Linked DNA regions of Homo sapiens: region 2 is linked to region 1. A link is a loop called in an ENCODE intact Hi-C map of the cell type or tissue named here. Cell type or tissue: mammary epithelial cell. All regions are shown on one strand. Each heading gives the region's core, and the rest is flanking DNA. Links, peaks and the distances in the headings are about the cores only.

Region 1 (15,808 bases), core at 4,495-6,994:
TCAGGTTTGTCAAAGATCAGATAGTTGTAGATACACAGCATTATTTCTGAGGGCTCTGTTCTGTTCCATTGATCTATATCTCTGTTTTGGTACCAGTACCATGCTGTTTTGGTTACTGTAGCCTTGTAGTATAGTTTGAAGTCAGGTAGCGTGATGCCTCTAGCTTTGTTCTTTTGGCTTAGGATTGACTTTACAATGTGGGCTCTTGTTTGGTTCCATAAGAACTTTAAAGTAGTCTTTTCCAATTCTGTGAAGAAAGTCATTGGTAGCTTCATGGGGATGGCATTCAATCTATAAATTACCTTGGGCAGTATGGCCATTTTCATGATATTGATTCTTCCCACCCATGAGCATGGAATGTTTTTCCATTTGTTTGTATCCTCTTTTACTTTACTGAGCAGTGGTTTGTAGTTCTCCTTGAAGAGGTCCTTCATGTCCCTTGTAAGCTGTATTCCTAGGTATTTTATTCTCTTTGGAGCAATTGTGAATGGGAGTTCACTCATGATTTGGCTTTCTGTCTGTTATTGGTGTATAAGAATGCTTTGATTTTTGCATATTGATTTTGTATCCTGAGACGTTGCTGAAGTCGCCTATCAGCTTAAGGAGATTTTGGGCTGAGACGATGGGGTTTTCTAGATATACAATCATGTCATCTGCAAACAGGGACAATTTGACTTCCTCTTTTCCTAATTCAATGCCCTTTATTTCCTTCTCCTGCCTGATTGCCCTGGCCAGAACTTCCAACACTATGTTGAATAGGAGTGGTGAGAGAGGGCATCCCTGTCTTGTGCCAGTTTTCAAAGGGAATGCTTCCAGTTTTTGCCCATTCAGTATGATATTGGTTGTGGGTTTGTCATAGATAGCTCTTATTATTTTGAGATACGTCCCATCAATACCTAATTTATTGAGAGTTTTTAGTATGAAGTGTTGCTGAATTTTGTCAAAGGTCTTTTCTGCATCTATTGAGATAATCATGCGGTTTTTGTCTTTGGTTCTGTTTACATGCTGCACTACGTTTATTGATTTGCATATGTTGAACCAGCCTTGCATCCCAGGGATGAAGCCCACTTGATCATGGTGGATAAGCTTTTTGATGTGCTACTGGATTCAGTTTGCCAGTATTTTACTGAGGATTTTTGCATCGATGTTCATCAGGGATATTGGTCTAAAATTCTCTTTTTTTGTTGTGTCTCTGCCAGGCTTTGGTATCAGGATGATGCTGGCCTCATAAAATGAGTTAGGGAGGAATCCCTCCTTTTCTATTGATTGGAATAGTTTCAGAAGGAATGGTACCAGCTCCTCCTTCTACCTCTGGTAGAAATCGGCTGTGAATCCATCTGGTCCTGGACTTTTTTTGGTTGGTAAGCTATTAATTATTGCCTCAATTTCAGAGCCTGTTATTGGTCTATTCAGAGATTCAACTTCTTCCTGGTTTAGTTTTGGGAGAGTGTATGTGTCGAGGAATTTATCCATTTCTTGTAGATTTTCTAGTTTATTTGCGTAGAGGTGTTTATAGTATTCTCTGATGGTAGTTTGTATTTCTGTGGAATCAGTGGTAATATCTCCTTTATCATTTTTTATTGCATCTATTTGATTCTTCTCTCTTTTCTTCTTTATTGGTCTTGCTAGCAGTCTATCAATTTTGATGATCCTTTCAAAAAACCAGCTCCTGGATTCATTGGATTTTTGAAGGGCTTTTTGTGTCTCTATCTCCTTCAGTTCTGCTCTGATCTTTGTTATTTCTTGCCTTCTGCTAGCTTTTGAATGTGTTTGCTCTTGCTTCTCTAGTTCTTCTAATTGTGATGTTAGGGTGTCAATTTTAGATCTTTCCTGCTTTCTCTTGTGGGCATTTAGTGCTATAAATTTCCCTCTACACACTGCTTTGAATGTGTCCCAGAGATTCTGGTATGTTGTGTCTTTGTTCTCGTTGGTTTCAAAGAACATCTTTATTTCTGCCTTCATTTCGTTATGTATCCAGTAGTCATTCAGGAGCAGGTTGTTCAGTTTCCATGTAGTTGAGCGGTTTTGAGTGAGATTCTTAATCCTGAGTTCTAGTTTGATTGCACTGTGGTCTGAGAGATAGTTTGCTATAATTTCTGTTCTTTTACATTTGCTGAGAAGTGCTTTACTTCCAACTATGTGGTCAATTTTGGAATAAGTGCGGTGTGGTGCTGAGAAGAATGTATATTCTGTTGATTTGGGATGGAGAGTTCTGTAGATGTCTATTAGGTCCGCTTGGTGCAGAGCTGAGTTCAATTCCTGGGTATCCTTGTTGACTTTCTGTCTCATTGATCTGTCTAATGTTGACAGTGGGGTGTTAAAGTCTCCCATTATTATTGGGTGGCAGTCTAAGTCTCTTTCTAGGTCTCTAAGGACTTGCTTTATGAATCTGGATGCTCCTGCATTGGGTGCATGTATATTTAGGTTAGCTCTTCTTGTTGAATTGATCCCTTTACCATTATGTAATGACCTTCTTTGTCTCTTTTGATCATTGTTGGTTTAAAGTCTGTTTTATCAGAGACTAGGATTGCAACCCCTGCCATTTTTTGTTTTCCATTTGCTTGGTAGATCTTCCTGCATCCCTTTATTTTGAGCCTATCTGTGTCTCTGCACGTGAGATGGGTTTCCTGAATACAGCACACTGATGGTTCTTGATTCTTTATCCAATTTGCCAGTCTGTGTCTTTTAATTGGCACCTTTAGCCCATTTACATTTAAGGTTAATATTGTTATGTGTGAATTTGATCCTGTCATTATGATGTTAGCTGGTTATGTTGCTCGTTAGTAGATGCAGTTTCTTCCTAGCATCGATGGTCTTTACGATTTGGCATGTTTTTGCAGTGGCTGGTACCGGTTGTTCCTTTCCATGTTCAGTGCTTCCTTCAGGAGCTCTTTTAGGGCAGTCCTGGTGGTGACAAAATCTCTCAACGTTTGCTTTTCTGTAAAGTATTTTATTTCTCCTTCACTTATGAAGCTTAGTTTGGCTGGATATGAAATTCTGGGTTGAAAATTCTTTCCTTTAAGAATGTTGAATATTGGCCCCCACTCTCTTCTGGCTTGTAGTTTCTGCCGAGGGATCCGCTGTTAGTCTGATGGGCTTCCCTTTGTGAGTAACCCGACCTTTGTCTCTAGCTGCCCTTAACACTTTTTCCTTCATTTCAACTTTGGTGAATCTGACAATTATGTGTCTTGGAGTTGCTCTTCTCAAGGAGTATCTTTGTGGCTTTCTCTGTTTTTCCTGAATTTGAATGTTGGCCTGCCTTGCTAGATTGGGGAAGTTCTCCTGGATAATATCCTGCAGAGTGTTTTCCAACTTGGTTCCATTCTCCCCGTCACTTTCAGGTACACCAATCAGATGTAGATTTGGCCTTTTCACATAGTCCCATATTTCTTGGAGGCTTTGTTCGTTTCTTTTTATTCTTTTTTCTCTAAACTTCTCCTCTCATTTTATTTCATTCATTTGATCTTCCATCACTGATACCCTTTCTTCCAGTTGATTGAATCAGCTACTGAGGCTTGTGCATTCGTCACATAGTTCTGGTGCCATGGTTTTCAGCTCCATCAGGTCCTTTAAGGACTTCTCTGCATTGGTTATTCTAGTTAGCCATTCATCTAATTTTTTTTTCAATGTTTTTAACTTCTTTGCTAGGGGTTCGAACTTCCTCCTTTAGCTCGGAGTAGTTTGATCGTCTGAAGCCTTCTTCTCTCAACTCGTCAAAGTCACTCTCCATCCAGCTTTGTTCCATTGCTGGTGAGGAGCTGCATTCCTTTGGAGGAGGAGATGCACTCTGATTTTTAGAGTTTCCAGTTTTTCTGCTCTGTTTTTTCCCCATCTTTGTGGTTTTATCTACCTTTGGTCTTTGATGATGGTGACGTACAGATGGGGTTTTGGTGTGGATGTCCTTTCTGTTTGTTAGTTTTCCTTCTAACAGACAGGACCCTCAGCTGCAGGTGTGTTGGAGTTTGCTGGAGGTCCACTCCAGACCCTGTTTGCCTGGGTATCAGCAGCGGAGGCTGCAGAACAGTGAATATTGCTGAACAGCAAATGTTGCTGCCTGATCATTCTTCTGGAAGCTTCGTCTCAGAGGGGTACCTGGCCGTGTGAGGTGTCAGTCTGCCCCTTCTGGGGGCTGCCTCCCAGATAGGCAACTCGGGGGTCAGGGACCCACTTGAGGAGGCAGTCTGTCTGTTCTCAGATCTCCAGCTGCATGCTGGGAGAACCACTACTCTCTTCAAAGCTGTCAGACAGGGACATTTAAGTCTGCAGAGGATTCTGCTCCCTTTTGTTTGGCTATTCCCTGCCCCCAGAGGTGGAGTCTACAGAGGCAGGCAGGCCTCCTTGAGCTGCGGTGGGCTCCACCCAGTTCGAGCTTCCTGGCAGCTTTGTTTACCTACTCAAGCCTCGGCAGTGGCGGGCGCCCCTCCCCCAGCCTTGCTGCCACCTTGCAGTGTGATCTCAGACTGCTGTGCTAGCAATGAGCGAGGCTCCGCGGGCGTGGGACCCTCTGAGCCAGGTGCGGGATATAATCTCCTGGTGTGCCGTTTGCTAAGACCATTGGAAAAGAGCAGTATTAGCGTGGGAGTGACCCGATTTTCCAGGTGCCATCTGTCACCCCTTTCTTTGACTAGGAAAGGGAATTCCCTGACCTCTTGAGCTTCCCAGGTGAAGCGATGCCTTGCCCTGCTTTGGCTCACGCTCGGTGCACTGCACCCACTGTCCTGCACCTACTTTTTGACACTCCCCAGTGAGATGAGCCCGGTACCTTAGTTGGAAATGCAGAAATCACCCATCTTCTGCGTTGCTCACGATGGGAGCTGTAGACTGGAGCTGTTCCTATTCGGCCATCTTGGCTCCACCCCAGGCACATTACTGTTAATGTACCCATCACAGTTGCTATGTTACTCAGTTGTCACCATTGTTTAACCTGCATTCATTTGCATGTACATGGGTGTGTGCATGTGTGCCTAATTCTATGCAATTTTATCCCCTATATAAATTTGTATAACCACCATTACAATCAAGATACAGCTGTTCAATCATTGCAAAAGAAATCTTTCATGCTATCTGCCTGTATTTGTACCCCCTACCTAACCTGTCTCCTTGTCACTTGGCAACTGCTAATCTGTTCTCAATCTCTAATTGCTTTTACTTCAAACACGTTATTTACATGGAGTCTTACTGCATGGAACCTTTTGAGATTGACTTTTTTCACTAAGCATAACACCTCTGAGGTTTATGCAGGTTGTTTCATGTATCAATAATTCATTCCTTTTGATTGCTGAGTGGTATTCCATGGTATGAATGTACCAGGGTTTGTTCAATCATTCAACCATTAAAGGGCATTTGGGTTATTCTGAGTATTTTGCTAGCACAAATAATGCTGTAGTAAACATCCACATTCAGATTTTTGTGTGAACATAAGTTTTCATTTTTCTGGAATACATGCCCAAGAGTGCTCAACTGCTGAGTCACATGTTTAGTTTTGTTAGAAAATGTCTCCTTTCCAGAGAGGCTGTACCATTTTACAATCTCACCTGCAATGTATGACCCATCTTCTCTGGATCCTTGCCAGTTTCCGTTATTATCACTATGTTTTCCCTTTATCCATTCCAAAATGTGTGTAGTGATGCCTTGTTGTGGTTTCAGTTTGCACTTCTCTAATGACTAATGATCTTGATCGTGTTGGGATGTGCTTATTTGCCTCTCCTACACTGTCTTCTGTGAAATTTTTCTCTATGCTTTTTGCTCATTTAAAAATTGAACTGTTTGGTTTTTACTGTTGAGTTTTGAGCTATTTATATATATTCTTGACGTAAAGCCTTTACTGAATATGTGGTTTGCAAATAATTTTCTCCCACCAATTCATTTGTATAAGACAAAAATCAGAACTAGGCCCTGAGATAAGAAGATATTTGATTTTGTAGATAGAGGATTATATTCAAGGCTATGTGACTTTGAGTTTAGCCATTATTTTAGCCCACATTCAGAAGCTCTTTGATACAGTGATGACCCAGTACGCTAAGCAGAATCAAAAGATGAAAAATCACCACTAGTTAGGATTAGTTCCTACATTTTAAAGACAAATGTCATCTCCATAACTTCAGATTACAAAGGAAAGCTCTTACTGCTGATGAAATGGGTAGTTCAAGAAAGCAGAAAATCTATTTTCAAGGCAGCAGAATGACAGATAACCTGATCTTTAAACCTTCTATCATTTGTATGTAATACTTATTGAGTATTTGCTATACGTTACTATAAAATCATCTGATTTAAGAGTCTATGATTTTTTCTAGTACACCTTGCTTACTCTAGAAATGGTGATTATACATTCTCAATTTGAGGGGGCAGTTTACATATCAAATATTCTAAATATTACCTGAAGAAACCATTAAAATATCCTCCAAATATTTGACCATCAAAATTATTTCTATTAGACTACCCCTTATCCTGGCAAAGATCCTTGGTTAGAATGTTCCAGATATGCCTCACTTCTCATATGCCCTTCCCTGCCCACACCCCCAGATGCTCTAATGGTCATGCTCTATATCACATGACTCTGTCCCCTGGCCACAGCTGATCAGATTAAAGGATAGGCACTTGAGCCGAGGCTGTTCAGTGACTCCAGACTTGGATGTACTAATTCAGAAGAAGATAGGCTGGGTCAATTACACTCCTTGTTCAGGAATTTGGAATTGAAAAAACTGAAGTGAGGTTAAATAACCATAAGAGCTGGACTGAAATGTCATGAAGCGGCCACTACAGGCCTTGTGCAAGCTGGAAACCAGGCTCTGGAAGATGGGGTCAGCAGGTGCACTGAGAGAAGCAGAAATGCCATGAGTCTGCTGATGAGGGTTGTGAGAGGGAGGCAGAGAGAATAATTTCTTGGTGCCCTGATGGTTTTCTGGCTCTGGTTATGATTCTAGTCCATACATAGCTTTAGAAGACACTCTGTTTTTAGGATCGCTTGAGCCCAGGAGTTTGAGGCTGCAGTGAGCTATGATCATGCCACTGTACTCCAACCTGGGTGACAGAGAGATACAGACTTTATCTCTCTTAAAAGAAGAAGAAGAAAGAAGGAGGAGGAGGAGGAAGAAAGAGGAAAAGGAGGAGGAGGACACTATGTCAAGTTCTCTACTTATGCATAGACCTGGTGGTCTTTTTTACTTGGAAGTGATAGTCAATAGCTATAGCAAAATTTGCATGGTATAATAAGGGCAGCATTCTTTCAAAAAGTTTTCAATTGATGTTAAATCTCCCCAGAGAGAGACAGGCACTTCCACATATGACTGGTGGGAGTATACACTGGTTCAACCCTCCTAAAGGGCAATTGAGTGAAATGGATATAGGATTGTCTCTTTAAAAATATATGCATAGTAGAAAATCTAGAAGTAAATATTAAAATACTAATAAGATAGCAGTTATCTCTAGATAATAAGATTATAAATTATTTAAATGTTATCCTTTTCTACCATGAGTATCTCTAACAATTTTTCTAAAAAGCAGATGTTTAAAATACAAAAACCAGCTACCAGTTATTGAGTTCTTACATGAGCTAGATGCTTTACATACGTTGTCTCATTTCATTTTTAAAATGATTCTATGAGGCAAATACTATTATTCTCACTTTACAAATGAGGAAGTTGAAGCTCCTAGATATAAAAAAAAGTCTTTCTAAACATAGTGACTAATAAATGGTACTAAAATGTAAACTCCATGAGATCAGGGATATTTTCTGTTTTGTGTATTGTTATATCCCCAGCATCTATAACTCACTACATTTTTTTTTTGAGACAAGGTCTCGCTCTGTCACCCAGGTCACTGCAACCTCAACCTCTCAAGCTCAAGAATCCTCCCGCCTTAGCCTACAAGTAGCTGTGACCATAGGTGCATTCCATCATGCCCAGCTAATTTTTAAAAATTTTTTTGTAGAGACAGAGCCTCATTATGTTGCCCGGGCTGGTCTCAAACTCCTGGCCTCAAGTGATTCTCCCATCTTGACCTCTCAAAGTGCTGGGATTACAGGTGTGACCACCACACCTGGCCACGAAATGCTTTTAAATGAATGACGGGCAGAACCAGGCTTTGTACCCCAGTATGCCTTACTCCAAAACCTCTACTCTAAGCCCTTGCTCTAAACCAACACTCCAAAGAAGCCCTTCTGCAATTTATGACCTTGATAAATGTGTTCCTTCACATTTTAATTTACTTCATTTAAAATAGGAAGAAATGACAATGGGAAATGTTTATAAAACATAATGATACTCTAGGAAATCTAAAGTCACATGATGTGTTACTGTGTTGCCCTAGTTAGTAAATTAATAGGTTAGTTTACACATAACCTTAACAAAGCTTTATATTATATAACATTTATATATTTTATTTAATATGGTGTTTGTAGTCATTGCTAGGGAAATTTGGATATTTGATCCATAGTTATAAATTCAATTCTGAATTTATTATGCCATCATATTTATGGAAAAAGTCAGCTTCTCATATAATGTTGACTTCCGGTAGCTTTTCTAGAAGCTAGCACATTAGAAGAATGAACATTCTTGATATTGTTATTCAAAATCATAATTTATTCCTTACTAGCTACATTGCCTTTTAAATCAGCATGAAATACTATTTTTGGAGGAAACCTGACATTCAAACTATAATTTTGTGACAGTTATAGCAATGTCAACCTGAGGTTTTAGAATAAGCCTTATGACAAATACATTTCCAGTTTCTAATTCAATTTTAATAATAGTACCACAATTACTAGATCTTAGCCAAAACACTAAGAAGGAAAATTTAGTCATAGCTATGAAATTTATGAAAGGCCAACTTTTCCATATAGCAATGTTTTATCCCAAACTTTGTGCTACTCTTCTTTCCTCACTGTTTCTGATTAGCTTAAGGCATGAGAGGAAGTATCTGAGATGATGTTATAGAGATTTGCCTTCTCAATATCGTGAAAATGGCCATACTGCCCAAATTTATAGATTCAGTGCTATTCCCATCAAACTACCATTGACATTCTTCAAAGAATTGGAAAAAACTATTTTAAATTTCACATGGAATCAAAGAAGACCCCGTACAGCCAAGACAATCCTAAGCAAAAAGAACAAAGCTGGAGGCATCATGCTACCTGACTTAAACTATACTACTAGGCTACAGTAACCAAAGCAGCATTGTACTGGTATCAAAACAGATATATAGACCAATGGAGCAGAACAGAGACCTCAGAAATAACACCGCACATCTACAACCATCTGATCTTTGACAAACCTGACAAAAACAAGCAATAGGGAAAGGCTCTCCTATTCAGTAAATGGTGCTGGGAAAACTGGCTAGCCATATGCAGAAAACTCAAAATGGACCCATTCCTTACACCTTATACAAAAATTAACTCAAGATGGATTAAAGATTTAAATGTAAAACCCAAAAGATAAAAACCCTGGAAGAAAGCCTAGCCAATACCATTCAGGACATAGGCATGGGCAAAGACTTCGTGACAAAAATGCCAAAAGCGATTGCAACAAAAGCCAAAATTGACAAATGGGATCTAATTAAACTAAAGAGCTTCTGCACAACAAAAGAAACTATCATCAGAGTGAACAGGCAAGCTACAGAATAGGAGAAAAATTTTGCAATCTATCCATCTGACAAAGGGCTAATATCTAGAATCTACAAGAACTTAAACAAATTTACAAGAGAAAAACAAACAACCCCAACAAAAAGTGGGCAAAGAATGTGAACAGACACTTCTCAAAAGAAGACATTTACACGTCCAACAAACATATGAAAAAAAGCTCAACATCACTGATCATCAGAGAAATGCAAATCAAAACCACAGTGAGATACCATCTCACGTCAGTCAGAATAGCAATTATTAAAAAGTCAGGAAACAACAGATGCTGGAGAGGATGTGGAGAAATAGGAACGCTTTTACACTGTTGGTGGGAATGTAAATTAGTTCAACCATTGTGGAAGACAGTATGGCCATTCCTCAAGGATCTAGAACAAGAAATACCATTTGACCCAGCCATCCCATTACTGGGTATATACCCAAAGGAATATAAGTCATTCTACTATAAAGACACATGGACGTGTATGTTTATTGCAGCACTACTTGCAATAGCAAAGACACGGAACCAACCCAAATGCCCATCAATGATAGACTAGATAAAGAAAATGTGGTACATATACACCATGGAATACTATGCAGCCATAAAAAGGAATGAGATCAAGTCCTTTGCAGGGACGTGCATGAAGCTGGAAGCCATCATCCTTAGCAAACTAAAACAGGAACAGAAAACCAAATACCACATGTTCTCACTCATAAGTGGGAGTTGAACAATGAGAACACATGGATACAGAGAGGGGAACAACACATACCAGGGCCTGTTGGGGCATGGTGGGGTGAGGGGAGGGAACTTAAAGGACGGGTCAATAGGTGTAGCAAGCCACCATGGCATACATATACCTATGTAACAAACCTGCACATTCTGCACATATATCCTGGTTTTTTTTTTTTAGAAGAAAAAAAATTATAATTTTTTTAAAAAGAAAAATAATTAGAGATGTGCCATCTAGCATCATTTCAATTTAATATTATTCTGGGAGTTCAAGCCAATGTAAGAAAAGAGATAATATAAACCCAAGAGAAATAAGTAATGGTAGAAACAAAAACCTTATTATTTGAAAACCATTATGTATCTAACAAAATGCCCAAGGAATCAGCTAACATTTTTAGGCTTAATAGAACAGTAAATAGCCAGATAAAATATAAAATATAGAAAAGTCATTAATATTCCTAAATATCAACAATTACAATCTAGAAAAACCTAATTTTAAAAAGGTATAATTTACAATAGCAATAAAATATGTAAAGAGAGAAGTAGACTTAATAATTGTTTGGCTATATAAACAAAATAATAAAACTTGTTGGGTCATAATACCCAGGAAGAATAAAATATTGCAAATATGTCAACTCAATGTTATTTAAAAAAATGAATTCAATCCCAAACAAAATCACAATGAGATTCTTTTTAGAATTTAGAAGAATGTTATAATATTCATCTAGGAAAATAAAGAGATGAAGATAAAAATATTCTAAAAAAGAGAAAGGAAAATGAGGAAGTGAAATAACAATATGTCACGGAAACAGAAGAGAAACCCCAGAAATAGACTGTTATACATAAGGATTAAATAAATGACAAAATACAACATAAAATAATGAAGATTTGAAAATACACATTTATGGGAGACATTCATTAGAACTTGGAATTAAATTATTTTAGATGGCCGGAGTGGTGGCTTACGCCTGTAATCCCAACACTTTGGGAAGCTGAGGCGGGCAGATCACTTGAGGTCAGGAGTTCAAGACCAGCCTGGCCCACATGGTGAAACCCCATCTCTACTAAAAATACAAAAATTAGCCAGGCCCGGTGATGCATACCTGTACTCCTAGCTACTCTGGAGGCTGAGGTGGGAGTATCGCTTAAACCCGGGAGGCAGAGGTTGCAGTGAGCTGAGATCGCACCACTGCACTCCAGCCTGGGTGACAGATCGAGGCTCCATCTCAAGAAAAAAAAAATTACTTTAAATCAAATACTTCATACCTTATCCCAAAATATATCTCAGATGTCTAAGGTAGTAAATATTCTTAAACTCATAAATGAGTAAGTAAAAAAAACAACAACAACAACAGTGAGTAAGTGTTAATGAAACCTCTAGAGAGATGACAATTTGCTTAAGCTTAAAGTATTAGCTTATGGAAGGAGTTATGGTTTCATACATAATTTTTAAAACATTTATTCAAATTAAAAATAGCTGCTGGGCATGGTGGCACACACTTGTAATCCCATCACTTTGGGAAGCCAAAGTGGGCAGATCTCTTGATCTCAGGAGTTCAAGACCAGCCTGGGCAACATGGCAAAACCCATCTCTACAAAAAACAGAAAAATTACCTGGGCATGGTGATGAGTGCCTGTAGTCTCAGCTACATAGGAGGCTGAGGTGGGAGGATCGCTTGAGCCCAGGAGGTTGAGGCTGCAGTGCGCCACGATTGTGTCACTGCGCTCCAGCCTGCATGACAGAGTGAAACCCTGTCTCAAAAAAAAATTAAAAAATTGCAAAACTAGGAAGAAATTAGAGAAGTATATTAATTTCTTTAGGCTACTAGAACTTGTATGGTCTGTTGTATCCTACTCACCTTGCACAGTACTGGGTACATAGTAAGTTTCCAATAGGTATCTGTTGACCAAATATTGCAATAATTAACTAAGTAGACTTTCATTATCTGATGAGACAAAAAAAGTGACCCGAGTCCAGTTAGTCAGCTGCAACTATGAATAATGAGTGCAAATTAATTTCTTTGGCCCAGATGCATAAGAACCATGGACAGGAAGCTGTCTAATCAGCTGTGGAATGGAGAAGTGATAGGAACAACAGGTTGGCTATGGAAGTGTTATCGGGCCACATCAAGTCCCGCCACAAGCATTAGCTGTTGGAGGGTGAAAACAGCCAACAGGCCACACTGGTCTAAGACAGTCAGCAGATGTATGGCTTGACTCAATTAAGAAATCTTATTCAACTTGGGAGGTCCAAAAAGCAGACTGGCTGGATGACAAGACTTCTAAACAGCAATCTCAGCTGCTAAACGAAGGCTGTGGTTGTGTTTGGAGAGGAGAGAGAGAGAACCACATACTTCTCTCTTCAGTCTTCTTCTAGAATAATTGCAACATCCTGAAGCACTTACACCTGATGGTTCTGCAGCTTCCATCTGAGGCAGTCAAGGGATCTAAAAGTCAGTATATGACTATTCTCAATGTACATAGCAAGGAAAACACTCATTCAAAATCACTTAGTTGAGGAATCTGTGCAGTACGATGTTTCTATGTTATTTTCAGAGTCTACTTTGTGGTGATTGCTCACAGCATTCCATATATTTTTGCAGAATCAGTAAATGAATTATCATTTTTTTGGATAAGGTTTAAAAATGATCATTGTGGTTTTGTCAAAACCTTGTTTTCCAATTTGGTGCTGGAAACTGGTTTTAGAAATATAGGGAACTGATCTAACATTTGCTAATGATATGAATCTGTGTTCCCATCTTTTTAGTCCTATTTTCCCAGAGTGATGAGAATAAATGCATTGGGAGAAATTGGGAGCACAGGCCTGTCCATCTTCATTTCATGCCGGGATTCAGTGTTTCCCTGATATAATGATGCCCTCATAGGCCTACCTACAATAATTCTCCCATCTGTCAGATTGGAGGATAGTTCACTCAAGAGGAGTAGAATTATTTTTGCTATTTAACCAGCAGGCAGGCTACTGGATGAAATGGGCCTGAATAGATGGCAAACCATTAGTTTCCTAGCTATTCCTACAGCAACTTCCAGAGCACAAAGAGGAAAGTGTAGGTTTTTTAAAGCTATTTGTGAACTAGCTGGTAATGACGGGACCAGTGTTAAGCACATGTAAAAAGACATTTCTACATGGTGGCAAGATAAGAGAAACTGATAGGCCAAATATTTTAAACTCCAGGATCAAATTGGAATAATGTAAAAGTGATTGTAATCTGAGGCAGTAGAATTCAATTTTCCTTGCATTATGTTGATTTCTCTGAGCAGACCCAGGTTAAATGATTGCTCTGAGGTTGATGACACAGTGATTCCAAGTGCCAACAATGACTTCAGCCTGATGGCAACCTTTACAAATTGCTTCCTGTAAATTCTTTGTGAGAATAACAAGCAATTCATTTTGCTTGAGAGTGACTTTTAGCTAAGGCACTCCACCCAACAATCTGGATTTAATAAAACAAAATACATTTTGGTATTACAAACATCTTTTTTGAGATGTAAGTTCCCCACATGAGTTTTCGTAAAAGCAAACTATTTTCAGTTTTTCTCCAGTGAAAGCCAGATGGATCCTTATGCATAGCCAACAATTACTTAGTGCATGTGATGAGCTGGTGGGGAAGGGCAGAAGGGGAGGGAGGGTCACAGCAGAGTCATATTTGTGTGTGTGCATGTAAGATATTCAGGGTAATACAAAAGACTTCTAAATCCACAACCAGAACTATGCTTACTTATTCATTCATTTATTCAACATACAGTATTTATTGAGCACCAGGCACTGTTGTAGGCTTTCAGGACACAACAGTTGAACAAAACAGACAATATCTTTGCTCTCATGAAACTTAAATTCTAGTGATGAAAGGACAGACAATAAACTAAAAGCTACGCAAAGAAAAATTCCAAGGGGGACTCAATGTATTTTAATGAGCAAGACAGAGGAATTATCTGCTTACAGACGAGTAGGGAAAGGAGGCATTTACATCTTTGTGACTGGTAGTAGATAAAATCATAGCAGTTAAAATTTAACTAGGCATTGTTCATATATTGTATATAATTTATAACCTAGTTACTGAACTCAAAGAGCTTACAATTCCAACTTTCAAGGTGTTCCTGCACGTCAGACAGAGAGGGAAGGAAGAACCATCAGACATTTTATATGCCATCCAAGTCAGAGCTACATTGTCTTCAAGGTTGCAATCAGCATGAAGAGGGTTTAGAATCCTTGGGCCTTGAAAAATTCATTTTTGACACCATATGTCATTTTCTACTTGGTAAAAGACCAATATAGTCATTGGCATGACAAGAAAACTTCTATTAGTTAGAAAGAATATTCATAAAGATGAGAGTAGTAGACACTGGGGACTCCAAAAGGAGGGAGGGAGCAAGGGCTGAAAAGCTTCCTACTGGATACTATGTTCGCTATCTGGGTGATGGATCAATAGAAGCTTACACCTCAGCCCCATGCAATATACCCTTGTAACACCTGCATATGTACCCCCTGAATCTAAAATTAAAATAAAAATAGAAAAAGAATGTCCAATCCACTTTGTTCATTCCAATGAACTATGATTAAAGGAGCTAGAAAAGGAAACATGCCTTTAAAAAAAAAAAACAGACATGTTGTCCTCAGAGCTCATGGAATCAAAATCACCTTATGTTCCTGCTGTCCTTCTGGGGTCCATCAGAGCTGCACCACTTACCTCCTCAATCTTGCAGAAGAAAGAACTTTCCTAAGGACAACCATTCTAATATCCCTGATCACAGTTGCTTATTGTTCAAAACTGTGTCTTCGAAGTCTTTCATTTACTTTTGTGAAAAGAGTTAAATCATGTGACAAGCATATGTTCGGCATCCACCAGGTGTAAGGCATTATGTGGGGCAAAACTGGGGCCTACAAAGATGTTGAAGACACAGCCAGATGCAGTGGCTCATGCCTCTCCTGCAATCCCAGCACTTTGGGAGGCTGAGGTGGGCAGATCACTTGAGATCAGCAGATAAAGACCAGCCTGGCCAACATGATGAAACCCCACCTCTATAAAACATACAAAAATTAGCTGGGCATAATGGTGCGCACCTATAGTTCCAGCTACTTGGGAGGCCGAGGCACAATGATTGCATGAACTCGGGAGGTGGCGCCATCTTGGCCCACTGCACTCCAGCCTGGGCAACAGAGAGTCTGCCTCAGAATGAATACAGTAAAAAAATAAAAAATGAAGACACATGGTAGCTACCTTTATAGGGCTTATGGTTAAGAGGAGGCCAAATACACAGACAGCAATAAAACAAGGTGAAAACAGGCAAGTGCCTTGAGAGAGAGAAACAAATTAAGTATCACATTGGCCCAGAGGAAGCTTCTGGTCGACAGCTTCAGGATGGTGGCACTGGAGCAAGGCTTTAGGGGGCAGGCAGGATTACAACAGATCAAGGACACGTGAGCAAATGTGAGTTTACCTTCTTCATTT
Region 2 (15,808 bases), core at 8,808-11,307, 57 kb before region 1:
AGAAGGATTGTTTATGGGAGCAGGATCCAGGCTGAATAGGTGAAGAGAGACAGAACACTAGGGCTCCCATTACTAGCTAAAGTTGTGAGCAGGGTCAGGCATTCAACAACACATTTTAAAATACAGCATCAGGCAAATGTATACCTGATGCTGAGAGTAGCTTGAGCATCAGTCTACATTTCTTCCCATACACCCTCTCCTGATTATTTGTCTGCTTTGCCTGCCACTCATGACCATGATTTGTTTGCTGCCCCTCCTAAAATATTCAAACCCTGTACCTGCCTTCAGCTTTGCCTGACAACTACCCTCCACCCCACTCTACTTTTGCTTCTCATCTCTGGATATAACGTTTACTCTAGGATGTTTCATGTGCCCTAAACCCATCATTTCCCCCTCAAATCTACTGCTCCTCCAGTCTTCCCTGTTTTACTGACTGACACTGAAGCTAGAGAGCTGAGGGTTATCATAGTCTCATCGTACCTCTCTATCCACCATGTGCATTATCACTCTGGTGATTAGCCCATCTCTATTCCACGATGCTCTTGGGCTGTGGTAGACATCACCAGTGCCTACCTATATCCAATTCTTCGTTTCTTCCTGGGCACACAAGAGACTCTACTTCCTGACCCACTTCCAGTTAGGCAGAGCCATAAGACTAGTTTGGGCCAATGAAATGTGAATGGAAATTCATTTATTATTACTGGTCTAAGGCAGTGAAAAGCTCTTTCTTGATTCTCTTTATCTGAGACTTTTCTCTTCTACTGTTGTGTTGAATGCAGAGATGTTATGTTGAGGTGGTAGAATCACCGAATCAAAGAAGCCTGGATAGCAGTCATGGAGGGTGGCTGCCTTGGAGAGATGCTTAGACCTGCAGCAGATGCTGCATGATTAAGAAATAAACTTTTGTGTTAAGCCACTCAGATGGGATCATTTACTACCATAGCATAATCCAGTTCATCCTGACTAGTACAATCACGAAATCCTGTTGATTTTACTACCTCATATTATTTGAATCAACTTCTCCTCTACAGTATCTCTGCTGCTGTAGCTCAGGACCTCAACATCTCCCACCAGGACTAGTGGAAAAGTTTTAAAACAGTCTCCTCATCTCCAGTTTGACATTCCTCGAACTCATTCTCCAGACACACTAGAATGGTCCTTGTATAATTCAAATCTAATCATGTATCTTGGGTTACCCTGCTTTGTTGGCTTCCTGACAGTGGCATGATGAATAGTGCCACATGACAGGGCTTCTCCCCAGCCAGCCTCATCTCCCATCTCTCATCTCCTTCCATTTTATAACCAGTAATACTCACATGTTTGTGATTTCCAGAATAATCCATGTTGTTTCACGCTTCCATGCCTTTGTTCATGCTGTTCCATTTATCTGAGACGTCTTTATATACCCTTCACTCTCTTCTTTGCCTGGCCAACTCCTATTCTTCCAGACTATGTTCTAAAACCACCTTTACTGAGGTTTCCTGCTGGATTTAATACCGCTCCTTCATACTCTCACGGCATCATCTGCACATGAATGAACACATTATAGTGCATCTGATTATTGGTCTGTCTCCCCTGTGAGAGTACAAACTTGACTAGGTTGATACCGGTTAGACAGTGGGTGCTCAGTTGTAGGAAATGCTGAGGTAATGAGATTCAATGATGATGTGGACATTCAGGGATCATCTTTGGACACAGATCCCCAGTATGATGGACTGTGATGTACACCTGAAAGTTCTGGCCTGACAGCTTCATCACTGAGGTGGGCCTCTAGGTCTGACAAGAGTGGGGCTGGAGGTTCTGACTTCATGACAAGCTTAACGAACGGTAGGCCCAAGGAATTATTAACTTTCTGCCCTAGTCAAGATTAGCTCAAGAACTGAAGAAATATTACATTGAATGGGAACTGTGAAGAGACATTACTTTGAGAAACAGGTAAGGCAGAAGCAGAAGAAAGACGGTAGGACCTGATATAATTTTTTTTTTTTTTTTTGAGATGGAGTCTTGCTCTGTCACCCAGGCTGGAGTGCAGTGGCACAATCTTGGCTCACTGCAACCTCTGCCTCCCAGGTTCAAGTGATTCTCCTGCCTCAGCCACCTGAGTAGCTGGGAATACAGGTGCCTGCCACCATGCCTGGCTAATTTTTATATTTTCAGTAGAGACGGGGTTTCACCATGTGGGCCAGGCTGGTCTCGAACTCCTGACCTCAAGTGATCTGCCCACCTCAGCCTCCCAAAGTGCTAGGATTATAGGCATGAGCCACCACACCTGGCCATAACCTTACAATATCATCAACACGCTTTCTAGATTAGGCTTAGGGAGCAATCACACAGTTTGGCTTTCTTGAACTACTATAATAATAAATGCAGTAGATTCTTACTATTCATAATAGTTATGTTCTATAAAGTCACTGACAACACTGATTAGCAAATAGTGAGCCAACACCCCTAGGGAATATAGAGGAGTAGATTCCTGCAAGCCTCTTGTCACATTTTTGTTAACCAATCAATACATAATTATGTTTTATGTGTGTTTCTGTTTAAAGATGCCTTGTTTACTTTAATATATATTGTTGATTAACATTGAACTCATGGCCAACAACACTGTAACTCATGCCTGAACAAAGCTTATCTAACACATATTTTCTCTGTAAGGTGATTTTTGTGCTTAGGAACACTAGATAGCACTTTAGCACTACACTTGGGGTCCATCTTAAAAAGCAAAATCGGCTGGGCTCAGTGGCTTACGCCTGTAATCCCAGCACTTCGGGAGGCCGAGGTGGGTGGATCACTTGAGGTCAGGAGTTCGAAACCAGCCTGGCCAACATGGTGAAACCCCATCTCTACTGAAAATACAAAAATTAGCCAGGCGTGGTGGCACACACTTGTAATCTCAGCTACTCGGGAGGCTGAGGCAGGAGAATCACTTGAACCTGGGAGGCAGAGGTTGTAGTGAGCCAAGACTGTGCCACTGCACTCCAGTCTGGGAAACAGAGCAAGAGTCCATTTCAAAAAAAAAGAATCAAAACTATCAAGAAAAACACAAATGTGAAAAACATGGCATTAAATAGACTGCAAAAAGGACACTTGTTTACAGTATGAGAGCTGGAACAAGAATGCACAGCATCACCTTGTTTAACCTCAGCTGGGGATGTGTATGTCAGATGACTAAAATTTTTCACTGCTCTGTGCATGTCCATGAATGACAATGAAAGCACCATGAGTGTTCATTTTGGGGTTACAAATAACTTTTTTTTTTTTTCTGAGACAGAGTCTCGCTCTGTCATCCAGGCTGGAGTGCAGTGGCGCACGATCTCCGCTCACTGCAACCTTCGCCTCCCGGGTTCACACCATTCTCCTGCCTCAGCCTCCTGAGCAGCTAGGACTACAGGTGCCCACCACCATGCCCAGCTAATATTTTTTGTGTGTTTTTAGTAGAGATGGGGTTTCACCTTCTTAGCCTGGATGGTCTCGATCTCCTGACCTCGTGATCCACCCCCTACTCGGCCTCCCACAGTGCTGGGATTACAGGCGTGAGCCACCACGCCTGGCCCACAAATAACTTTTAGTGTGTAGGCAAATCCCTAAATATGAAATCCATGAATAATAGGAATCTATTGTAGCTTCAACACCTACCACGTGGCTTTGAGCTAGGTGCTTTACAAATACATATCTTGCCAAGTTTACCAACTTTTCATTCTTCAATGAGTGAGATGACATAGAGTTAATATGGTGAGCATATCCTTAAATGCATAGGCTATCACCATTGAAAAAAATAGGACTTTCTAGTAAGATTAGTGTCACACAATATTTATTTATTTATTTATTGAGATGGAGTCTGGCTCTGTCGCCCAGGCTGGAGTGCAATGGCACAATCTCAGCTCACTGCAACCTCCGCCTCCTGGGTTCAAGCGATTCTTGTGCCTCAGCCTCCTGAATAGTTAGATTACAGGTGCCTGCAGCCATGTCCATCTAATTTTTGTATTTTTAGTAGAGACAGGGTTTTGCCATGTTGGCCAGTCTCGTCTTGATCTCCTGACCTCAGGTGATTTGCCCGCCTTGGCCTCCCAAAGTACTAGTGCTGGGATTACAGGGGTGAGCCACTGCACCCGGCCTCATACAATATTTATATTAAGCTTATGCATGCATTAGTGGGGTTGAAACTTGTAATAGGCTAGGCTTCTGCTCCTTTGGGAAAGTTCTGAGCTCTTGTAGAAAACTAAGAACACATTGCACACTCAGCAACAGAGCTATTGACTGATTATGCTTAAAGACCCTCAGATTGTGTACTAAGGTCTGAAGAGAATCTTCCTTATAGGAAAACATGCTTGGCAGTTAAGAGCACAATCACCCAGCTTCTGAATATTCCCAGGCAGCATCACTGGAGCCCAAAACAGTCAAGTAAACAAATTCAAAGAGACAAATATGTCTTTAAGGACACTGACTCGTTGAATGGGAAGCCAAATTGTCAGCAAGTTTTAGACAAATAGACTAAATGTTTTTGTCCCCTCAAAATTCATATGTTAAATCCTAATGCCCAGTGTGATGGCATTTAGAGATAAGGCCTTTGGGAGGTTATTAGGTCATGACACTGGAGCTGTCATAAATGAGATTAGCGCTCTTATAACAGAGGCTCCAGAGAGCACCCTCACCACCTTCTGCTATGTAAGAACACAACAAAGCTGTCTATGAACCAGACACTGAATCTGGTGGTGCCTTGATCTTGGGCTTCCTAGCCTCCAGAGCTGTGAAAAATACAATTTCATTGTTTATAAGCCACCCAATCAATAGTATTCTCTTATAGCAGCCTGAACGGACTAAGACACCAACCAAATACCTGCAAAATGAGGATCTTGTCCAATTATCTATGTGCACACAGTCTTCCTATCTGCAGCTTGCTTTCCATTCAGGTCAGTCTGGACTCTGTTCCAAATTATGTGGTGCGCATTCCTTCTCCTCATCTTTATTCTTGCCAGAATGCCATCCTCTTCTTCAGCCAAATTATCTTTGACTAGCAAGACTCAATTCAGTCCCACATCTTCCATTAACCTCTCCTGGATCTCCTCCGCCACCCATAACTTCCTTGGATCATCCAAAATCTGGCTCACTTGTCACTTCATCTGTAAAAGGGAAGTAATAACACATGCCTCTCAGGACTTTTGTGGGACAGCGTGTGAATGTGCATACCTCAGGGCCTGGCACAAAGTGGATGCTCAATGTTAGTGATATGGATTTAGAATTATGTTTTTCATTTTGGTTCATAGGCATTAACCTTTTATTTCCCCTTCATAGGCAAATGTTATGAAGAAAACGTACATTGTGAAAGACAAGGCAATAGCAAGAAAAAGCATGCATGGGGCAGTGATTTCCAAATTTTGAATTTTATAGGCCAGTGCAAGAATTTTGGAAACTGACATCAGGTTGCTTAATACTTCCTTTTTGCCCAAAATCTTCCTAGTAACTCTTTAGACTTATATCATTTTGTTAACAAAAATAAATAAATTGTAAAAGCAAAAAGGTAGGAAGGACACAGTATCAGAAGTTTATATTCTGAAAATGAATACATTCAGTATCAGGAAAAACTCACCTTACTCTTCCACTTATCTGTTTTTTCATTCATTAGCCAAATATTTATTAAGTGATAGGCACCAGAAATTTTTCTAGGTGGTAAACATGACAGGGAAGGTCCCTGTATTCAGGGAGCTTGCTTTCTTTCTTTCTTTCTTTCTTTCTTTCTTTCTTTCTTTCTTTCTTTCTTTCTTTCTTTCTCTCTCTCTCTCTCTCTCTCTCTCTCTCTCTCTCTCTCTCTCTCTCTCTCTCTCTTTCTTTCTTTCTTTCTTTCTTTTGTATCAGAAAACAGGTCATGGAAACCTCATAACCAACCAGTGTCAACCCAGTCACTGGCCCATGCACAGGCATCTGGAAGCTATGGCATGACTACTTAGACACTGATAAGAAGGTCCAGTCCCTGCTTCTAAGCTCTGAAGGAGGAAGCAGGAAGCTGTCACAACATGCAGAGACTGTGAGTGTAGAGGCAGATGAGCAAAAGCAGCAACCCTGCCCAAGCATCTTCTCCCTCGGGCCAGTGAGCGTGTGCTGGGCTGAGGACAAGCCCTCAGGCCATTACTCTTTGTGAGTACAACCCCTATCTATATAAATAGAAAATTATCATTTTTCTAGAAGTTATCATTTTTCACCATGAAGGACAACAACATATAATTTAGTCCAAAGAATCCCAAAATACAGGGCACAAGTGATGTGAAACAGTTGTCAAAGTGTGGAGATAAGTCTTAAGAAAAGACAGAGGGGAATGAGATAGTCTCAGCCTGACTATATTGGGAGTTCCTCAGTTTGTTTCTCACCAGGATTCCAAAGAAAATAGCTGGATGTTGTGAAATATGAGCTTTCAAAAGTGCTATAGAAAACTTTTAGCACTGTTCAAAGCTGGGAGCACTCAGCCAATAAAAATAAGATACTTGCTCTTATTCTGAAATCCCAAATTAAACAAACTAAGGTCAGAGTAACAACTGTGTTTCACTCTAGCATGCCTCAGTGAGAAACTGGAGGAGACAGCCCTGGGACTGAAAAGCCCCCTGTACCACCTTGAACTGTTAGATTCAATAAGATGACATTGTATTTATATTGTGCTTTCTTTCTAAAAGTCACAATCAAGGGAATGTAGCACCTAACATAAACCATCAGAACTTGTCACAATACCTTCCATATGTAATATACTGAGAGTCTCACATGACAGTCTCCAGTATCCTAGCCTAAGATTTGTAAAATGGAACAAAAACACATTCTCTATTCCAGAGAAACTCTTCAGAGCTCAAATATGTGTTTAGGAGAGAGAGAGAGAGAGAGAGAGAGAGAAGAGAGAAAGAGAGAAAGAGAGACAGAGAGAGAGAGAGAGAGAGAGAGAAGAGAGAAGAGAGAGAGATGTAAAAACCCAATGACATTTTCCAGGGCCTCAGTTTCTAGAACTTTTTCTTGCAGCATTGCACTGCAGAGGAAGAAGGAGGCAAAGTTTGTGAGTGTCAGCTTCCTGAACACTTTGACAATAAGAGCAAAAAGAAAATGATCAAGAAACTATAAGCAGAAGGTTCCTCCTCATCACAGCATTTCAGGAATAAAAAGAAAAAGATTTACTAAAATTAGCCACAGTGTTAAACCCTAAAGCAGAAAGCTTTAAATAAGGCAAATGGTCTAAATGCAGAGCTTCAGGCAACTTTATCAACTTCATGTTATACATCATAGCTAGCAAATTAATTATTCCCAGATGTTGGGATGAAGAATGCTGCTGAATTGTTTTGCTTCTCCAACTTTTCAGTATAAACACACACTCACAGGGTTACATTCCCTTTTTTGGCTCCCAACATGCAAGTAATTATACACTGTGCAGGATAATGTTGGATGAGCTCTCAAATGAATACCAAGCAAGTTCTGGGTTCTGTCAGCCTTTTGGATACCATGTCCACAAGCATTTTTTTCTGACAGTCTTTAGTAACAACTTGTAAACAAACTGTTTCTAGTTAAAAAAAATATTCAACAGCAGTACAACCTCATTTATAAATTATTCCAAACTCCTTTAGAGCTGGAGAGGGATAAATTCACCTTAAATATAGTGCAGCTCCTTTTTGCATCAAGAACAGTTTTTCTACAATCCTTGTGAGCAGGGCTCATAATTCATAATAGTTTTTATATTTTTACATTCCTTATGTTTTGCCAACATGTAAACAAAGAGAAGAAAAAAGCAGGTTATGAATCAAGTGTGAATTGAGAATGTGTTTAGGATTAAACACAGATTCTATGACCATGGCCAGAATGAAGAGAGTAAAGGGTCATATTTTCTAATCCAGCTCCAAAGTTTCATAGGACAAATTTCTGCTGTCAGGTGAGTCATGGAGGGATTTTTTAGGGGGCTACCTGAGGCCTTCACACTTCTTGGAATAAACAAACCTGATGAATTTGTCCTGGGTCGTCATATAATGAGGCACAGGTGTGTGTGTAAAATATAGAAGTGGGGGAGATAAAGACAACACAGGGAAAAACTTAGAAATGGTTAAAGAAAAAAAACACATTTTTTGCAGAAGGGAGAAGTTCTGTAGTTCTGCCAACTGCAACACAAATGACAGGAAAAGTTCAAGGAAAGTTGATATCTAAAAAGAAATAAATAAAAGGAAATTCAATGAGAAACAATATTCAGGTCAGGTCAAAGCCTAGAGAAAAATGCGCATTCAGAAGTGGGCTGCCATCCTGCTTTTTCTGAAGTGAACAGCTGCTGGGTATTGAAACCAGCCCTCACGGTTGGGTCCCTGCCACCATGGCAACACTCTGGTTTCTGAGCTGGAGTGGCCAAGGCACAATGGGGTGGTTCCATGGCCCAGAAGCACTCTAGCTACAGATTAGGTAGGTTGTGTGTGTGTTTTTTCCTTTGTGTATATTTGGGGGACTTTGATTCCTGGGTTTGTGTTCGGCTATTGGAAACTTTTCTAACCTATCATAAGCCCTGACCTAAGCAGCAAATTTTCATGCAAATAGCAGCATGGAAAGGAAGAACTGAGGTGTTCAACAGGCAAATAATGTATTTCCAGTCTCTTTTAAATGATTTCTTACAAATCTCTAGCAGGTTCTGGGCATTTGTAACTGGTCCCTTGCATTGTACCTTTAGGATGTTTTTTAAAATAGTGCTTAGCTTGCTTTTTATATTTTTAGTTTATAATAACACATGATCCTAAAAGGAAAAGCTATCATAATCTTGTAAACTGAAAAAGTTAGCGAATAAAGACTTTGATATTAAAAATATAGCCTATAGCTTATATATTATATATGCAGAGCTCCAATAATTAGCACATTCAACTGTTGAATTCACCATCACGGTTTCATTAGTATTGCAAGCTAAAAATTTTATCTACTAGTTAAGTATAAAGAAAATTCCAAAATAATAACCTCATAATGTAGCATAGTAAGTGATAGCATAGACTTTAGAGCCAAACTGCTTGAGTTCCAATCCTGGCATTTATTAGCTGTGTAATTTTGGGCAAGTTACTTAAACTGTCTATGACTTTATTTCCCCTCTATAGAATGATGACAAGAGTAATACCTTCCTAGTGAAGATGACTGTGAGTATTAAGTGAATTTATATTTGTAAAGTGCTTAAAATAGTGTTTGGTTAGTATCATGTAAGTGCTTAAAAATAAATAAGTAAATACATAAATAATTTAAAATTATTTTTTAAATAATTTAAACCTTTTTTGATAGTGGGAAATGCCACCTTTGGAATTCAGGACAGCACAGTATATTTCTATATCTATATTCCCACTCAGAAAATGTTAAACTTCTTATTTACATCTAAGACTTGTAACTCACTTGGAGTCATGCAAGGCTCCTTGAATTGATAAAGCAGCTTGTTTGTGAATTTAGCCAATTTGTAAGTGAGCAAGGGGGAGGGCTTTGAGAAATATATACTAGATCTTCTGATTCATTTAGATCCTTCAAATGCTTAAGTGTTCATTACAAGCACAAGGCACAGTGCTTGCTAAACTGAGCAAGCACAAGATGCCACCCCATGCTGAGATACCCATCGCTGTACTCTCCTAGCAGTAGCCAAGCAGTCTCAGCCTCCGAGGGATGGAAAGCCCAGCACTTTTTCACCTCCGTAACAGGTTGGGTTGTATCATTTCTAGCATGGCTTGTTCAAGGGCTTTCCATTTCATCCTAGATTTCCACTGGTACTGAAGAGCCCACTCATGTGCTCAGATGCACAATTTTCATGGTATCCATTCATATTAGGCCATGCCATTTCTTACAAAGTGTGGAAATGCATTATCTTCTGTTGTGGGGCTGCCTGAAACTGGCTCTGCTACACAATCCTGTTCTTCTGTTTACACGTCACTAGTTGAGTATGTGAAGACATTTTGTGGTTAGGTGTCAATGGTTGCAAAATGCTTTCACAAATCTTGTTAGGATATTTGGGTGCATTCCAAACAAATATGCTATTCCACTACCCAGAGGATCTATAACTTTTTGGAATCCAGTCTAGCTGGAGCTAAGAGGTTAACATTTTAGCCATTGTTTTCAAATTGAGTCACATATGTTCAGTTCTAAGAACAAGGATTAGAAGTCATTCTGGGACCTCAAAGAAAATCAACATCTATCTCAGTTTGCAAAATGGCAAAATTCTATTTGTATGTAATGAGGGTGTTTCCCCCTTTACAATTATTCAAAATGGGGTCACGTAAGCAAGGAAAAGTGAGTACATCTAAGCATAGGGCTGAGTGCTGAAAGGACAAAGACTGAAATTAGTAGGTCACCTCAGAGTTTAACATATATCCTGTTTTCTAAGAAAACAAATGTACTATCAGATCCAGTAAAACTTTCTGTGGAAAATATTTTGGAAGCCAGAAGCAAAATTAGAGAAAGGCAGTATTCCATAGTTAAAGGAAACAGAAGCTGCCACCTAGAAGAAACTCAGACCCACTGAAGCTATAATGGTTTGAGAAGACACAGAATTGAGCAAATTGACTTTACTGTTCCAGGAGGTTTAAATAGAAATCTTTAAAAAGCTGTCTCCTTTTTCTACATTTTACTCCAAGGATTGAAAAGGCCTTAAACAAGAATGTTGGCTCTAGTATTTAGCTATACTTAAAGCAGACGGGAAATTAGGAAGTGTACCTGGGCTTCAGTTTCACTTTGGACACTTGTCAATGTCTGAAAGGTTACTTTCCCTTTTTGAGATATTAATAACCATGGTGGTGGCAGCAGCAGCTATTAGCAGTAATAGCAGTAGAATTAGTGATAGAAGCAGAAGCAGCAGTGGTAGCAGCAATGATACAAAGAGCCGTGGTAGTAGCAGCAGTAGTACTAGTAGCAATAGCAGTAGTAGCAGTAGAAGTAGTAATAGCAGCAGGAGCAGCAGCAGCAGCAGCAATAGTAGCAAAGCAGCGATAGTTGTAGCCATAGTAGCAGCAATAGCAGCAGTTTCCATTTATTGAGCAGTCTATCCTCAGACACTTGAATAGGAACTATATAAAGACTGTTTCATTTAAACCCATGATGACCTTTCAGAGTAGGTATTAATACCCACATTTAACTACCGAGGAAGCAGGACCAGAGAGGTTGTGTAATTTGTTCACTTAGTTGGAAAGTGGAAAATCTGGATTTTGAATCTGGATTGATTGGATTACAGAGCCTTGCACTGCTTTTGGGAAACAGATGTGGTATCAAGCAGGGTTTCTCAGACATGAATGTACTTATAGGAATCATGTAGAGACCTTATAAAAATGGAGATTCTGATGCAATTGGTCTGGTGGGATGCCCAAGACCCTGCATTTCTCACAAGCTCCTAGGTGGTGCTACCGGTCCAAGCACACTTTGACCAGCAAAGGGATAGTGGAAAGAAAGTATGCTTTCCAGTCACAATCTGTGACCTCAGTTTACTCATCTATAGAAGAAAGGGGTGTAATAAGATAATTTTAAAGGTACATTCCAGGCCTAAAATCCCAGTATGCAGGGTGTAATAAGGTATTAAGAAACCAGATCACACAGGAATGACTGTTAGCCGCATGAATTTTTAAACTGGTTTCAGTTGAGATGCTGGCTGTGATTTATGTATCTTCCTGAAGCATCACTGACAGGTGGGGATCAGCCACCCTCACTCAAATTACATTATTGTTAAGCTTTAGGCTGAACTAAAATCTTACTGAAAGAGTTCAAAGCACTTCTTTCCATAAGCATCTTTAAAGATTATGAATGTAAAAATAGTTTCTTATGAGAAGCTTAGATGGCAGGATTTTTCTTTTTAATAACAGAGATGAGAAGTCTCCAAAACCATAATGGTAGCACAATCCATAAAAATATGTTAATGCCTCATTTTAAAGTCTCACAGAAATTGAGGTTTTCTGAGTTAACAAAATAGACTTCATCACAGATGGTCTGAATGATAAAAGGAACCAGTACACTAGTGTAGCAAGACTAAAAACACCGCTCTTAGCTGAGCACGCTGAAAGCCTTTAAGGAAATCTTTCTACAAATAGCATTGTTAAGTGTTGAAGTAAAAATGGTGTTGATTGGCAAGGGCACTTCAAATGCTTTAGGCAAAGCTCAGGGCCATAGGTGTACAATTTTACAAGAAATTATTTCCAATTAAAATAATATTAAGACACATTTTCTCATCATCTTATGCCTAACACAAGACATTGACACCAAAGAAAGTAGTTTTTGCTCTCTTCCAAGAGCTACAGTCCAGATCACTAAGAGAGATGCCATGAGTTTCTTTTTTTTTTTTTTTTTTTTTTTTTTTTTAACTCAAACAAGGGCAGGGGTTGGAGTAGAGCATAGTCGAGAGTCTATGAGTCTCTGAAAAAGGATTTCCTAATGGTGAGGAGTGTTAGAAACCGGAATTGGAATCCTTTGATAGGGCTTTAGAAATCACATAAAAATACACATCCACTCAGAATGGCCTAAATATATTTGTCTGAAGCAATCTAGTCAGGAAATATTTGCTGTCACAATATGCTTTTTATGGTCTGCAAGGGTGGCCCATATTTATTTAGCCAACTCTCAATTATCTATGGAGTGATAGTCAAACTTTTTGAGACATGGAGCTACTTTTTTATAAATAATTTCTTATGAAGAACCCCAAAATGTGAAATAGATTAAAAACAGAGCTACTCCATTTAAACTTTGGGAAGAAGATTCCCCTTAGACTCCACTGTAGACAACATTGGTTGCGTTCCAGCCATTAACTGCTGCTTAACACACCACCCCAGAACTTAGCGGCTAAAAGCAACACTTTATTATCTCTCTTGGTCCTGTTGGTTGACTAGGCCTAGCCAGGAAGTTCCTGCTTGGGGTCTTTCATGCAGTAACAGTCATGATGCCATCTGAAGGCTTTGTTGGGCTGGATGTCCAAGATGGCCTCTTCATTCCCTTGTCCAGCACTTCAGGTATCCTTGGATTCTTTCTGTCTCCATGTGGCATCTCATCCTCCAGGGCCTTTTAGTGTGGTTTGTGATTCTCACAGCATGGTGATCTCTGGGTAGTCACATTTCTTACACAGCAGCTGTCTTCTAAGAGACAGGAATTGAAACTGCCAGGCCAATTCATGGCTATGCACAGAACCTGTACACCACAACTTCCATTGTATTCTGTTGTCAAAGAAAGCATGGGGCCTTCCAGGTTCAAGGGGGTGGAGAAATAGCCACCTCTTGATGGAAGGTAGCAGTGCCACATTACAGAAGAACATGTGGGATGGGAGATATTGTTGCAGCCATGCTTGGAAAATGCCATCTGCCACAGTTGAAAAGCACTATGGTAATAAGGATCTGAAATAGTGTGGAGAATCAAAATTTACAAACAATCATAGGGTCTTCTTAAAAATCCCGTCCTTATTAGAGATTTTAATTATAATCATGTACAAAATTAAAAGTAGTGTTTGGTTTTATTTATTTTCTCTATTAGCAGAGATATTAATGTTATATCCTATTGGGCAAAATGTTATGAGCTGCTATTTATTGGGGGAAGGGAGGCAATGTGAAAAAGGGAAATAGGGACATCAACGGTGTTGAAAGACAGTCAGTCCTCCTACTCCCTATTTTCTATATCAGAGAACACAACTGGTACAGACACAATGTGACCCCAGAACATTCAGGTTAGAGAGACAGATAGAAAGAAAGCTGCTGCAACATGTAACCATTCCTGCCAATCAATAAAGCAGGCAGCTGGCATTTTGCAGAGCATTTTGAAAGAAAGCAAAGCCTTCTGTAGAAAGCAACCAGCAAAAACTTAAAGACTGCACTTTGAAGAACCCATAAACAAAACCTATAAACCTGCCATTGGAACTAAAGTCCTGGGCTGGGCACAGTGGCTCATCCCTGTAATCCCCACACTTTGGGAGGCTGAGGCAGGAGGATCCCTTCAGGCCAAGAGTTCGAGACCAGCCTGGGCAATACAGCAAGACCCTGTCTCTTTTTATAAAAGAGAAAAAATAAAAAGAAGTGAAGGCCTCAAAAAGAGAAGTGGAATACTAGCACAGAGAGCTGGGACAAGAGGATTTCTAAAACCTACAAGAACAAGAACAGTTCTTAGGCCATACTAATTAGGGGCTTTCTCTAGTTCCTTAGTAAGGAAAGGACAAAGACTGCGGAATACACAATAAATAATATATTAAATACAAAACACCCTTTACTACATTTAACTGTATATGAGAAAATATGTAAGTATTAAACTCTCATTTCGGAAAGAAGACTTAGTTGTTCTCAACAAATCCATTGGTTGTCTTCATAAATTCCAAAATTAAAAGACTCTAAAATTTCATAGGTACCTGAGCTGAATGCACACTCACTATTATGGTCAAGATTCTTGTGCCCAGAATGGACAAAATCCTTCAGAATTCTTCCTTCCCAAGTTTTATTTATGTCTGGATGTGCCACATGTTACATTACCATATCCATGAGGATGATGGAAAAAGAGTCCAGAATAGTCTGAGACTTAGTTTTGGCTCTATGAATTACCCTCTGTAGCTCCAGCTGGAAGAACTAGTTTGAACACATCTGGAGGCCAAGTATGGATTAGAGAAGCAGGTTTAATATTTTTTCTTACCAAGGGAAATTAGCTACTGGAAATTGCTCAAATTATTACTGTCACAATCTTCTGCTACCAGGGTAAGATTTTCAGAGAATTGTTCTCAAGGAGATGAAGTCTGATCAGTCTTGATGAGATTACTTTGTACGGATGGCCTTATTCTAAGATTTTAAAAACAACTGTGGGCATGAAATATCATGGATGATTGTAGATTTGTGTGTATGGGGAACAGGAAGGTTGGTGGGGAGGGAATCAGTTGTCAGAGTGAAGAAGAAGAAGGAAGGAAGGAAGAAGGAAGAAGGAAGAAGGGAAAAATAATCTCTATGAGTCCTTTTTTTTTTTAAGTTTCTTGTTTGTAGAAGTTTTATACATAAAACTTATTTTTTGGATCTGATACTGCTCTTCTACGACCACAGTTTATTGCTACATGGTTCTTTGTGATCAGTCAGTCTTCTGCTCCCTCTCCAGTCTCATTTTTCTCATGAAACTCCACATCACCAAGCCACGCTGAAGGTATATGGAATGACATTCATGTTTTTGAATATGCCATACTCTTTCACAACTCTGTGTCTTTGCGCCTTGAATACCTTTTCTTTCTTTGGCCATCAAGCAAACATCAACTCTACTAATAAGATTACTTAAAAGTAATCTACTTTTAAGAGTTGACTCAAATATTACCTCCACTATGAAGCCTTTCTTTACCTTGAAACTTATCCCTACCCCTTACCAGGGACAATTGACCAATCCCTCCTTTGTAATTCCTTTTATTTTTAGCATATTTCTATAGTGATACTGCCACATTTAATTGCTTTTTTTTTTTTTTTAAGAGATGAGATCTTGTTCTGTCACCCAGGCTAGAGTGCTGGAGTCCAGTGGTACAATCATAGCTCCACCACCACACCTAGCTAATTTTTAAAAATTTTCTAGAGATGAGGTTTCAATACGTTGCCCACGCTTGTCTCAAACTCCTGGTCTCAACTGACTCTCCCACAGCAGCCTCCGGGAGTGTTGGGATTATAGGCGTGAGCCACTGCACTCACCTACCTGGCACTTCTTTTTATTTAAGTGTCTGCTTCCCCCTACCAAGTAGCAAGCATCCTCAGAGCAGCTCCATGGATTCTTTTAAAGATCTGGGACTTCAGCTTTTCATTCAATTTTGTAATAGTTCTCAGCTTCTTCCAATAAATTCCACTTTTGTGCTCAAGTTAGCTGAAGTCACTTTCTA

What was found. A loop is a pair of places that touch in the nucleus more often than their neighbours do. Peaks named below come from ENCODE experiments on the same cell type or tissue, not always from the same donor. Only the 100,000 strongest peaks of a DNase experiment are listed, where the experiment ranks them.
Region 2: it touches region 1 in a loop (4-fold over the local background); 3 of 110 quality-filtered maps call a loop at or near these places.

Annotation. Positions count from the first base shown.
Region 1 is chr2:62,594,289-62,610,096 of GRCh38, reverse strand. No RefSeq gene overlaps it. Among named protein-coding and RNA genes, the nearest start is that of TMEM17, 96 kb to the right of the region's middle. In mammary epithelial cell, for the core only: no CTCF peak of the experiment used is centred there; a DNase peak (open chromatin) is centred at 5,566; H3K27ac peaks cover 782 bases.
Region 2 is chr2:62,655,209-62,671,016 of GRCh38, reverse strand. No RefSeq gene overlaps it. Among named protein-coding and RNA genes, the nearest start is that of EHBP1, 43 kb to the left of the region's middle. RefSeq lists enhancers at 8,385-8,434, 10,715-10,824, 10,875-10,974. In mammary epithelial cell, for the core only: no CTCF peak of the experiment used is centred there; a DNase peak (open chromatin) is centred at 9,916; H3K27ac peaks cover 1,689 bases.